Linked DNA regions of Homo sapiens: region 2 is linked to region 1. Evidence: chromatin contacts called from ENCODE Hi-C or POLR2A ChIA-PET data. All regions are on one chromosome and are shown on one strand. The core of a region is the stretch at or near the end of the contact, and the rest is flanking DNA. Distances in the headings are between cores, read along the strand shown.

What was found. A loop is a pair of places that touch in the nucleus more often than their neighbours do. ChIA-PET counts read pairs that join two places held with the same protein, here RNA polymerase II (POLR2A). Pooled maps may share reads with other maps.
Region 2: a map of endothelial cell of hepatic sinusoid shows a loop between it and region 1 (5-fold over the local background). The contact joins two enhancer-like sites. A Hi-C loop is called at or near these places in 2 of 168 maps with a recorded cell type or tissue (B cell and endothelial cell of hepatic sinusoid) and 1 of 50 pooled maps. POLR2A ChIA-PET finds 5 or more read pairs at or near these places in 2 of 52 experiments (H1 and activated CD4-positive, alpha-beta T cell).

Annotation. Positions count from the first base shown.
Region 1 is chr6:158,480,745-158,487,083 of GRCh38, reverse strand. It overlaps TULP4 (TUB like protein 4), which reads right to left. Exons shown (of 14, transcript NM_020245.5): 8 at 5,795-6,029. Among named protein-coding and RNA genes, the nearest start is that of TMEM181, 76 kb to the left of the region's middle. Within about 2 kb of position 5,068, at least 4 of the 41 ENCODE cell types and tissues checked have a DNase peak (open chromatin) inside an H3K27ac peak, as active enhancers do.
Region 2 is chr6:158,542,194-158,548,730 of GRCh38, reverse strand. It overlaps a transcript of TMEM181 not described here. Among named protein-coding and RNA genes, the nearest start is that of TMEM181, 15 kb to the left of the region's middle. RefSeq lists a silencer at 1-294 and an enhancer at 4,880-5,174. Within about 2 kb of position 3,215, at least 3 of the 41 ENCODE cell types and tissues checked have a DNase peak (open chromatin) inside an H3K27ac peak, as active enhancers do.

The DNA of each region.
Region 1 (6,339 bases), core at 3,819-6,318:
TAGAGATGAGGTTTGACCATGTTGGCCAGGCTGCACTTGAACTCCTGACCTCAGGTGATCTGCCTACCTTGGCCTCCCAAACTGTTGGGATTACAGGCATGAGCCACTGCACCTGGCCATTTTTTTTTGTATTTTAGTAGAGACAGGGTTTCACCGTGTTGCCCAGGCTGGTCTTGAACTACTGAGCTCAGGCAATCCTCCCGCCTTGGCCTCCCAAAGTGCTGGGATTACAGGGGTGAGCCACTGTGCCCAGCTTCCTGAATTAGATATATTTTTAAAATAAAATCTTTAAAAACGGTTTTAATGGCTTTTAAATATACACTCTAAATCTGCTCAGGCTACGATAACAAAATACCACAGACTTGGGTGGCTCCAATAATAGAAATTGTTTCCTCATACTCTGGAGGCTGAAAGTCCAAGACTAGGGCGCCAGAATGATTAGATTCTGGGGAACGCTGTCTTCCTGGCTTGCAGGTGGCCTCTACTCAGTGTATGTGCATGAAGAAAGAGCTCTTTCCTTGCCTTTTTTTTTGAGACGAGTCTTGCTCTGTCACCCAGGCTGGAGTGCAGTGGCGCGATCTCGGCTCACTGCAAGCTCCGCCTCCCAGGTTCACGCCATTCTCCTGCCTCAGCCTCCTGAGTAGCTGGGACTACATGCACCCGCCACCACGCCCGGCTAATTTTTTATATTTTTAGTAGAGATGGGGTTTCACCTTGTTAGCCAGGATGGTCTTGATCTCCTTACCTTGTGATTTGGCCTTCCAAAGCACTGGGATCACAGGCGTTAGTTAGTCCTTGTCTTCTTATAAGGCCAACTGTCCTATCAGATTAGGACCTCCCTTAAGATCTCATTTAATTTTAACTCCCCCCTGTAAGTCCTAACTCCAAATACAGTCACATTGGGAGTCAGGACTTCCCAATATGAATTTTGGGGGTGACGTGGGGGCACAATTCAGTCCACAGGACTCCTGGCCACTCTCAGATTCATGTTCTTCTCCCATGCAAAATATATTCATTCTATTCCCAAAACCCCCAAAGTCTTAACTTATTTCAATATCAACTCTAAAGTCCAGAATCTCATTTAAATTGTCACCTAAATCCAGTATGGATGGGACCTGAGGTACAATTCATCCTGAAGCAAAACTGCTCTCCAGCTGTGAACCTGTGAAACTAGAGAAGTTATGTGCTTCCAAAATACAATTGTGGGACAGGCATAGAATAGACATTCCCATTCCAAAAAGGAGACACTGGAAGTACGAAAGTGGTGACAGGTTCCAAGCAAATCCCAAATCTCGCAAAGAAAATTCCATTGAATTTTGAGGCTTGAGTGGAGTCTTCTTTGGTTTGATATCCTGTCCTCCAGGCCTACTGGGGTGTCAGCATCACCCTCCTAACTCTGGCAGGGATCCTGCCCCCATGGCTCTGCCCACAAGGCTCTGTGCAAAGGCCATCTGGCCTGCTGAAACTGAGGAGGTGGACCTAATGATCTCTGAATCACTTTCAAGGTTATTTTTCTTTCTTCTTGAAGAATAGTGCATGTTAGTGGCCAAACAGCTCCATCATCCCAGCTGGTCAAAGCTAAGAAGTCCAACAGCCTCTCTCCTTCCTTTCATCCTGTTTCCATCCACTACAGTTCAAACTGGCAGTGTCTCTGCTCATATAATTTCATAAGCGCTTTATCAAATGAGAGTCCAGCCATAACTTTGGTATTTTCTTCAAAATGTACTTAATACTTATTTTTTGCAATATGAATAGTCTAAATATTTTCTAAATCTAAATCTTCATCTTTTATCTTAACAATTCCTTCTTCCATTCATCTTTCTCCTTTTGCATTTTACTATAAGCCATCAGGAGGAACCAAACTGCTCCTTCAACACTTTGCTTACAAATCTCTTCAGTTACATATCCAGTTTAATCACTTGCAAGTTCTACCTTCCATGAAACAGTAAACACAGTTTACTCAAATCCTTTGCTGCTTTATAGGATCACCTTTCATCCAGTTTTCAGTATGTTCCTCATTTCCAACTAAGACCTCACCAGAATTGCCCTTAACATCCGTATTTCTAGCATCCACCTCAAAACTCTTCTAGCCTATATCCATTACCCAGTTCCAAAGCTTCTTCCACATGTTTAGAGATTTGTTACAGCAATACCCATTTCCTGGATCCAAAATCTGTATTAGTCAGGGTTCTCCAGAAAAACAAAACCAGTATTATGCGTGTGTGTATGCAAGAGCACGTGTGTACGCACAAGCGTGCGTGCACACACACAGGCGCACGCGCTAAATAACTGGTCCATTCGATTATGGAGGCTGAGCAGTCTCAAGGTTAGGGTGACAACGCCTGCTTCCTGGTGAAGGCTTTGCCCCCGGCTTGCAGACAGCTGTCTTTTCGCTGTGTCCTCATATGTCCTCTCCTTGGTGCACGTGCGTGGTGAGAGATCTCTTTCTCCTTCTTTTCTTTAAGGCCAGTAACTAAATCAGATCAGGATCCACCTATATGAACTCCTTTTACCTTAATCTCCCCTAAATGTCCTACCTTCACACTAGGGGTCTGGACTTCAATATATGAATTTTAGGGCAACACAAGTCAGTCTATAGCAAGCTCTGGCTAAAGATTCCTTTAGAAAATGTGTGGGCCAGGTGCAATAGCATGTCTGTAAATCCCAGCACTTTGGCGACCGAGGCAGGAGGATTTCTTGAGATCAGAAGTTTAAGACCAGCCTGGGAAACACGGTGAGACCCTGTCTCTACAAAAAAAAAAAGTGCACTATGATCATACCACTGCACTCCAGTCTGGGTGACAGAGTAAGACCCTGCCTCCTTTTAAAAAACAATGGGTGGGGGTGGTGGAGGGAAGCAGCTGGGCATGGTGGCTCACACCTATGATCCCAGCACTATGGGAGGCCAGTGCTGGAGGATCTTGAATCCAGGAGGTGAGACCAGCCTGGGCAACACATGGAGCCCCCACCTCCACAAAAATAAAAAAAAAATTAAAAAATTAGCCAGGTGTGGTGGTGCACACCTGCGATCCTAGCTACTTGGAGGCTGAAGTGGGAGGGTTGCTTGAGCCTAGGAGTTCAAGGCTGCAATGAGCCATGATTGTACTACTGCACTCCAGCCTGGGAGACACCGTGAGACCCTGTCTGAAAAAAAAAAAAACTACTGGGACTCATGGTATCTGGTATAAAAATACACACTGGTGATTTTGAGGAACATATCTGCCAAGTCACTTGACAGTGGATCACAAACTTTAGTGCATAAAAACCACCTGGGAAACCCATTAAGTCGCATGTTTGTAGGCCCCACCCCAGCCCTAATGAATCGTAATCTAAGGGTAAGCCTAGGAACGTGTATTTAAATAAGCATCCCAGGTGATTTGCATGGGGGTGGTGGTGCATGGAACACATTTTGAGAAACAATGATATGGCGGCCTCAATGAGTTAATCAGCTTTTAATGATAAGAAATTTGGGGACAGGCATGGTGGTTCCTAGCACTTTGGGAGGCCAAGGCGGAGGACTACTGGAACCCAGGAGTTTATCAGCCTGGGCAACATGGTAAAACCCTGTCTCTACAAAAAATACAAAAATTAGCAAGTGTGGTGCACACCTGTAGCCCCAGCTGCCCAGGAGGCTGAGGTGGGAGGATCGCTTGAACCTGGGAGGTCAAGGCTGTAGTGAGCTGTAATGGCACCACTGCACTGCAGCCTGGGCATCAGAGCAAGACCCTGTCCCTCCATCCCCCCAATAAAAAGAAAAAAGAAATTCCTGTTTTCTCAATGTCAGGGACTCTTTTCCACCTCTGAAATAGTTTATATATGCCATTCAGGTGCAATTAGTTATATTGTGCCTTGTGACATATCCTCTATTTTTGTCATCAGGTATTTAAATCTTGACTTTTTAATTAAACTTTTCAAGTGCTTACATTGTCTTATCACCCAAAAGGGTTTAGAAACTCCTTAAAAGCAGAGATGACCTGGTATTACTTAATAATAGCAGGAGACTCAAGTACCCCACACAAGGTAGGCACTGACTAAATATCTGTCAATGTGCTTTGTTTTATAGCTTTTAATTCTTTTAATTATAAAAATACAACATCTTATTCCCTGAAAGGATTGTGCGCAAATGAGTGGGTCTGTGTTTGATACGAGCTGATAAACATGAACCGGAAGGAAGAGCAGGCATTTGGCGTAGTCGGGTCAGATTCAAGCAAGCCCAGTCCTTGGGTACTCCACAGCACAGCCTCCGGTCCGTCTTCTTCAGTGAAGAATTTATGCACACATGAGGAAATAAGCTCTTCACCTAAGTTATCGCCAACATTTAATCTCAATACAGATTTTATAAAATTGTACCCAGGGGAGTAACCTTAGAGGTACTGACATCAGTGAGAACATCTGCTGCAAACCTGGGCTCAGGGCCTGTCCCACGGCCCCCACCCCAGTCATCTCTAACCATTGGTGGCCCTTCTCCTTTTCCCTGAAACCATGTTTCCCTCCCACGTGAACATGCGCTTCTCTCTCTCCTGCTTTTCCCACTGTGCCTTCCTTCCTCCTGAATCTGTCCTCTCCCTCCTTTCAGTCTGCCTCCCTACCAGCCCCAATTCTGCTAGTTGCTTTCTTTGTTCCTGGTACTAGCTTGTCACGAGTCAAAAGACAGAAAAAACGGACTAATATCTAATATTGACAAGTGGTATTGCTGTTTTGCAGGGGTAGTAGAGTGTCACTGCCGATGCTGAACAAATGAAGGCTGGCAGGCAGAGGTGGGGCACCTGTGTACAGCGCTGAGTACAAGTTGAGAGTGAGCAAGCCCACCACACTGTGACTTGGGGTGACTGGTCAGGCCACAGGTCATGCTAGCTCCAGGTCGTAATGAGAGGCAGGGACCAGACTAATGGGCAGGAGAGTAAACTGGAGCGAGGAAGTGGCGAGAGGAAGCATGAACTAATGAAAACAAATCCAAATCCACTGAGGGCACAAAGATGACTCAGTTCTCTCCCCCCAGGCCCACAGGATTCAGCGGGGCAGCGTCTGGAGCACAATGACTAAGCGTGCTGTTCGTTCTGCCATAGGTGATGGGCAAAGTTTCAGAGGGAGGTGGCAGACTGAGCTGGCAGTGACTGATGGGTGCACGGACACTAGCCTAGTACCAAGTGGCACAAAAAAAGAACAAAGTCCCTTCCCTCTGAAGCTTACAATCTAGGATCCCAGAGAGATGTGCAGGGAGCATCTTGAATACATTAACTGAGCAATGAAAATCACTGCAGGGAAAGGTTTTTAGAAGAAAAGGGTGACTCATACCAACATCTTTATGGATGAGCAAAACATTGTCATTAGCAATCAGGTAAAAAGCAGTTAACAGTAGACTAGGGAGGGGTAGGAGGCTGAAGGTTTGATTTCAATTTTATCATCCACTCTGGGAGGGTAGGGACTGTATCTTGTTATTATTTTCAAGTTGTCTCAATATTACATGAAGGCACTCGATGAATACTCGGTAACTGTGAAGAGGAAACCCTCACTCCCAGGAGGACTGCGCCAACTTCCCCTTGCCTGGTTCATCTATCCACCGCCCAGCTATCCACTGCCCATGGAATATGATTAAAAACCTGTCAAAAAGTACATTTAGAGAACTGTTCATTTCAATGGGATTCTGGAAATGTCGTAGCTTCAAGGATGTTCCACACTAGCCCCCACAGGCTCACGTTTCATTAGCAGACATTCTCTTTGCATGGGGTGTAAGGCGTTAACAGCCCATGACCACAGGAGAACAAGGTCCCAGTCCCTCGGGTGAGGGGCCCACCTGGTTTGCTATCTGTCCGCGGGTCCATGATGACGAACTCTGGCCGCAGCTTGCTGATGCGCCGCCCTTTGAGGATGGGCACAAGCCCGCCCAGGTACTCCAGGTAGAGCGTGTAGCACGGGCCGCCCACCTCCGGGTCGTCCTCTGTGCGCTTCATGGTGCAGTGCAGCCGCTCGTTGCCGGCTGATGGGTAGCTGACAAAGTCTCTCATGTTGTTCGGATCTGGAATTGGGGGCTGGAGGATACAGGAAGAAAATGAAGAGCTGGGACTCCAGAGAGGCAGAGAGAGAGGGAAAGAGAGTGGGCACGGGGGCAGGTCAACTAAAAACGCTACTGTTCCAGACAGAGCACAGGCTGGGGGCCTGGGGAAGAGGGTAACTATGTGGTGTAGAACAGTGGTTTGCAATGGTAGGAGCATGTGAGAATCTCCTGCAAGCTTTCGAAGCATATCTAAACCAGGATCCCACATCAGACAATGAAATCAGGATCCACAGGGGCAGCCTTGGGCACCTGTATTTTCCAATGCTATATAATACACCGGTGTT
Region 2 (6,537 bases), core at 1,966-4,465, 64 kb before region 1:
AGAGAAAGACACCAAGCCCCTGTGTGTTGAACAAATGACTGCCCTGGGCTTGCTGGCTGCCTCACAATAAGACACCCATTTCCTCATTGTTTAGAGAATGAGGACACCATCCCTTGGAACAAAGGAAGGGAGCTGGAGGGCCAGTGAGCGCAGGACTGGAGGTGGCAGCTGAGAGCATTCCTGCCACCTGGCCAGAGCAGCTGGCTGATTCTGGTTTGCCTGAGACTTTCCAAGTATGAGCACTGAAAGTCCCTGTCCTGAAGACGCCCTCAGTCCCAGACAAACCAGGATCGTTGGCCACCCTCCTTCTGGCCCATGTTTTTCTATGAGTTACCGGGCAAGATTATCTCAACATTTAAAGAATGTCTTAGCAGCTGGGTTCCCTCAAACACAGAACCTAGAGCAATAGTTTCCATGTCAATTTTACTGGGAGTGGTACAATCCCAGGGAAGGAAGGAGAGAGGATGGAGTCAGACAGGAGGTTGGAGAGTACGTTTCAGAGGGTGCACGTGGGCCAGAGCTTCGGGACAAACACGGCTGGTTTATTTCCAAACTACTGTGTTCGGAAACAATCTGTTAGCTCTGTCTAGTCACTGTCACCCTTGGCCAAAGTCTGACCTACACATCCAGGTGATGTTACCTGGCCCTCAAGCAGCCCTGGGGAGCCAGGCCTGTGGCTGCCAGTTCAGTCAGCGTGGGGCGAAGGAGCCCCCATGTCAGTCAGCACCAAAGCAGCTCTTTGGTCTGTGGGGTGGAAGGGGCAGAGGCTGGGAACTGCTTCTCTCCATGGCTTTCACCAACTTATTTGTCAGGACTCTTTTTTTTTTTTTTTTTTTTTTTTTTGAGACAGAGTTTTGCTCTTGTTGCCCAGGCCGGAGTGCAATGGCGTGATATCGACTCACCGCAACTTCTGGGGCCTGCACCAGGAGGTCAGGTCGGGAGGCAAGGCCAGGGACCAGTGGCCCGGGGGCAGGGTGGGAGACGGGAGGTGGATATGGGCAGGACCAAGGGGGCCTGGGGGGCCTGTCAACTAGATCCAGTGCAAAGAGGTGGAGAAGGTCTGGAATCGTTGTTACAAAGTCTGGAGAAATGAGCAGCCTGGGAAAAGCTAGCAGGATTTCAGGGCTTCGCTGAGGCCCCAGCTGAGGGGGGAGACCCTGTGTCAATGGTGACTTCCAAGAGCGCCTGCCTGGTGGCACTTTCCTCCTGCTGAATGGGTGGCGTAAGCATGAGAGTATTTGTACTGATCAGAGACTGGGAGCCCCAGGACAGATGAGACGAAAAGACAGAGAAGCAAACTAGTTTAAGACAGTGGGTCTCAGTATCTGCAGAAGCTAGAATCACCTGGGGAGCTTTAAAAAAAACCCAGTGCTCAGGCTAAACCCCAAACCAACTGAGGCAGATCTGAAGCAGGGCTTAGGCGTCTGTATTTCTGTATTTATTTATTTAGAGACAGGGTCTCACTCTGTTGCCCAGGCTGAAGTGCAGTGGCACAATCATGGTTCACTGCAGCCTCGAGTTCCCAGGCTCAGATAACCCTCCCACCTCAGCTTCCTAAGTAGCTGGGACTACAGGCACATGCCACCACGGCCAGCTAATTCCTGTGTTTTTTGTAGAGATGAAGCGTCGCCATGTTGGCCAGGCTGGTCTTGAACTCCTGATCTCAAGTGATCTGCCCACCTCAGCCTCCCAAAGTGCTGGGATTACAGGCGTGTGCCACTGCGCCCAGCTGGCATCAGTATTCTTTATTTGTTTGTTTGTTTTTGTTTTTGAGATGGAGTCTCGCTGTGTCGCCCAGGCTGGAGTGCAGTGGTGCAATCTCGGCTCACTGCAACCTCCACCTCCCGGGTTCAAATGATTCTCCGGCCTCAGCCTCACAAGCAGCTGGGACTACAGGCGCCCACCACCACGCCCTGCTAATTTTTGTATTTTTAGTAGAGATGGGGTTTCACACCATATTGGCCAGGCTGGTCTCGAACTCCTGACCCTTGTGATCCGCCCACCTGGGCCTCCCAAAGTGCTGGGATTACAGGTGTGCGCCATCGCGCCTGGCTGGCATCAGTATTTTTAAAGCTCCCTAAGGGATTCTAGTGTACAGTAAATTTGATAACCCACAGTTCAGGGCATTGGCAAGAGAGATCTAGAAGATGAACCCATGGAATCCATGCCACATCAGCTCCTTCCTGGGGTTCAGTTTCAGCTCCAACTCCTTCCTGGGGTTCAGTTTCAGCTCCAGCTCCTTCCTGGGGTTCAGTTCTATTTTTGCCCTTTGGTCTGTGAATGATCCCTGTATTCTCGTCATGTGTACCCTTTTTGGCTGAAACTAATACTTGCAACCAATGGTCTTAAATGCTGTAGTGCCATATCTTTATAAAGTGCCTATCAATGCCTCTAGCTGTCCCTGACATAGCTGCCAATGATGAGAACTACAGCAAAGTTCTAATATGTTCTCATTCCTACTGCAGCCTGAGGGGAGGGTATTTGGTTTTGCATTTCCGCTTGCAGAAGCTGAGGACAGTCTCCACTGGAAGAACACGGGTTCTGGAGCTCCCAGCTTGTCACCACGAGGCAGGAGCATGCTTGACCTTTCCAGATGGAATAGGAAGTAATCTCTGTCAGCCTGAATCCTAAACTGGGGGCTCTGTTCACCGAAGAGCATGGGTTTATACATCAGAAACACTGCCCCGGTCATGCCAGATAGATAAGCCAGGGAAACTGGTCATTATCTTCACTTACGAGCAAAACTCCGTCTTTAAGTCCTCACAAGACTTGAAGGCTGAAAGTCAACAGTAAACAACCAAGATTACTTTGCTGGATGTACTCCACCATGAACAAACACAGCGCAGAGGGCACTTTCCTAGCCATGGGGGTGTATTAAAAAGAATGGGAAGCCAGAGCTCCAGTTATTCAGGAGGCTGAGGTGGGAGAATCAGAATCACTTGAGCCCAGAAGTTCGAGACTGTAGTGCACCATGACTGCACTATGAGGAGCCACTGCACTCCAACCTGGGCAACGTAGTGAGACCCCATCTCTAAAAAACAAGACAACCACCACCAAAAAAAAAAAAACTAAAAAAGAATGGAAAGAGTGCAGCCATGCCCCCTTACAGCATGTTTCCAAGTTCTGTCCGGTTCCTTCATGCCCCAGAAGGCAGAGAAGGCAGGACAACGCCCACCCGCCACGTGCCCCTGCATCCCACAGCAGCTGGAAAAGCGGGCGGCGTTGCTCATGACGAGCCTGCCTCACGCCTTCAGAGCTCTGCTCCCAGAGGCAGGCGATCAGCCCTTCGCTCAAGCTGCTTCCTATGTAGCAAAACAAGCGCTGCTCCAGCGAGATCCGTCACTTGCCACGACTTTCCAAGTCAGGACAAGGCCAGGGGAGGCCAGTCCCAGGCACGTGATGATTCTGTGCCGTTGTGGGTCCCAGGGTCGCAAATAAATCCTCTGCTAGGGCCTTGAACATGCAGAACAATGGGGCTTTGTCCTGATTTCCTAAGTGTGGCCTAAACCTCACAACTCCAGTAAACATGGGGTAAGGAAGAAAGCGGGGTGTAGCGGGAACGCTGGTGCAGAAACGTTCGGAGTAGGCATAGCAGTGCCCTGCAGCCCACGGCTGAGCAAGCCGCAGGGGAACGGGGCCTGGAGAGCTGCCTGGCCCCTGAGCGGTGGGCAGCATCCTCTCCCTGTGCGGCTCTAAGGTGCCAGCTTCCTAAACCGTCACCCCGGGGCGTTTTCCTTTTAGGGTAGTCTTGCCAGGGCATTTTCACGTTGAAATGCATGCTATTTCTTATAAATTACTTTTCTTTCATTGCTTGTTCAGAAGACATTTAGGGTAATTTAATTTTTTTAAGTTATGGAAGCATGTATGACGTTCTCAAGGAATTTCATTTCGGGATAGGAAAAGAGGGACTACAACATAGTCCCTGTTATAAAAAGAGCAGGAGGGAGTTCTCCTCTGAGAAGCACAGCCCTGAGGCGTGGGCAGGCCTTACAGGGAGCTGTCCATTGAGCAGGGGAGGGGGTGATGAAGACTGAGCCAAGAAGAGCAAGAGAACCAGCCAGCCGGAAGGAAGGCGGGAAGACCAAGACCCCAGAGCGCAAGAGCTCAGGGGTTTGCCCCGAGGCTCATGGAAGGGAATGCCACTGAGGCTGAAGAAATTGGGGAAATGAGCGCCCCGTCCCTTTCTGCACTGTTCAGCTAGCTTTCAGCCGCCTTCTGCCCGCTACGTGACCGTGATACCCCAGCACACACACACTACCCCAGCAGACGGCTCATCTGTCTTGAGTCTCCAACCCTGCCTCACCCAGCCTGGCTTAACCTGGAGTGGCTCCTTGTGTCCTGATCCACCTTTAGGTTGACCAACCATCCTGATTTTTCTGGGACGGAGGGGTTTCCTGGAACACTAGACTTTCAAGCCAGGATGCGCTGAGCACCATATCTCTGACCCAACAGCTCCTGAGCTAGGCCAGAGCCTGTTTCCTCTGCCTTCATTGCATACTCTCCCTCACCCCAACACACACACACACACACACACACACACACACACACTCTCTCCAATTTGCACCTGAGAAACCTCAGGCAACTCAGGTGACACAGTGAAGGTTTCAGACACCTCTGCCGGGGAGACGGAGCCACCCTGATCCAGACACAGCTGCACTATCAGTCTGCTATCTCCGTTTTAGAGCCAGGAGGGATCTGAGATCATCCTATAAGATGTGCAGACCCGATTTCCAATAAGCACAGCGGCCGATCTAAGCCAGGACCTGCCTAGTCCTCCTGACTCTTGTTCATCAAGCATTCGGCTGCTACGCTTAGAAAATATTGGCAGAGAGGAGCCAAAATCCATAGCCCTGTATCAACACATGAGCTGTTCTTTTCAAGGAAAGCCTGTTATGGTGTGGCTTGTGTCCCCAAAAAGATGCTGAAGTCCTAACCCCCAGTGCCTGTGAACGTGGCCTTATTTGGTGATAAGGCCTTGGCAGACGAGCAAGCTAAAATGAGGTCATTAAGGCGGGCCCTAAATCCAGTGTGACTGATGTCCTTATAAAAAGGGGAGATTTGGACACAAACACACATAGAAGGAAGACGATGTGAAGACACAGGGAGATGATAGACATCTACAAGCCAAGCCTGAAGCTACCAGAAGCCGGAGAAAAGGCCTGGGACAGAATGTCCCTCAGGAGGAGACAACTCTGCCAACACCTGGATTTCGGACTTCTGGCCTTAGAACCAGGAGACGATACATCCCTGTTGCTTGAGCCCTGCAGGCTGTGGTGTTTTCTTACCGCAGCCCTAGAAGGCGGCTCCAGAGCCCCAGCTTCCATATCTGGGGAACGAGGTCCACTTCAAGCTTCAGGTGTTCCACCAGACTTGAGGCCTGTCCTCCTCTGGCAAAGGATGGTCTTTCAGTTGCCAGAACTGCGTCATCCTTCCAGCCGGATGATGACCAGGAAGAACAGATGGGATGCTTATACCTGCTCTGCTATCCAGGAAATTATATCTTTATTTTTTCCTCTCAATTCAGAGCGAGACGTGGCTTAAATAAACATACTCTGAGGCCAGGCGAGGTGGCTCACACCTGTAATCCCAGCACTTTGGGAGGCTGAGGCAAGCAGACCACGAGGTCAGGAGATCGAAACTATCCTGGCTAACACGGTAAAACCTCATCTCTACTAAAAATACAAAAAATTAGCCAGGCGTGGTGGCACGCACCTGTAGTCCCAGCTACTCGGGAGGCTGAAGCAGGAGAATCATTTGAACCTGGGAGGTGGAGGTTGCAGTGAGCTGAGATCACGCCACTGCACTCCAGCCTGGGTGACTGAGCAAAACTCTGTCTCAAAAAAAAAAAAAAAAAAAAAAAAACCACTCTGGAGGCCGAGGCAGGCAGATTCCGAGGTCAGCAGTTCGAGACCAGCCTGGGCAACATGGTGAAACCCCTTCTCTACTAAAAATACAAAAATTAGCCAGGTGTGGTGGTCCACGCATGTAGTCCCAGCTACTCAGGAGGCTGAGGCACAAGAATTGCTTGAACCCAGGAGGTGTAGGTTGTAGTGAGCCGAGGTCACGTCACTGCATTCTAGCCTGGGCAACAGAGCAAGACTCTGCCTCAAAAACAAACAACAAAAAGAAACCCACACTCTGCTGTATGGGCAATAGCTCCGCTTACCCCAAGGTACACAAAGAAATAATTAAGCCTAGGTAAACACCAGGAAGAGCTCTGGTAAGTGCATACGATACAGACTTGGGTTTGAATTCTGGTTCTAAAGTGCAACCTCGAACAAGTTACTTGGTCTTGCTAGACTTCATTTTCCTCTGAGGGTTGTCGGGAAGATTATATAAGATGATGCATGTAAACACTTGGTCCAGTACTCAGTACATAGTAAGGACTCAATAACGGAGTAACAACTTTAGTATCTGACAAAATATAATTCAAGAGATGTCCATTATAGACATAAAAATGCCCAATACTATACGTGAGATTCAGAATATGTTAGCCTCTGGCTGTGTGATTAAAAGAATATCTAGGCCGGGTGCAGT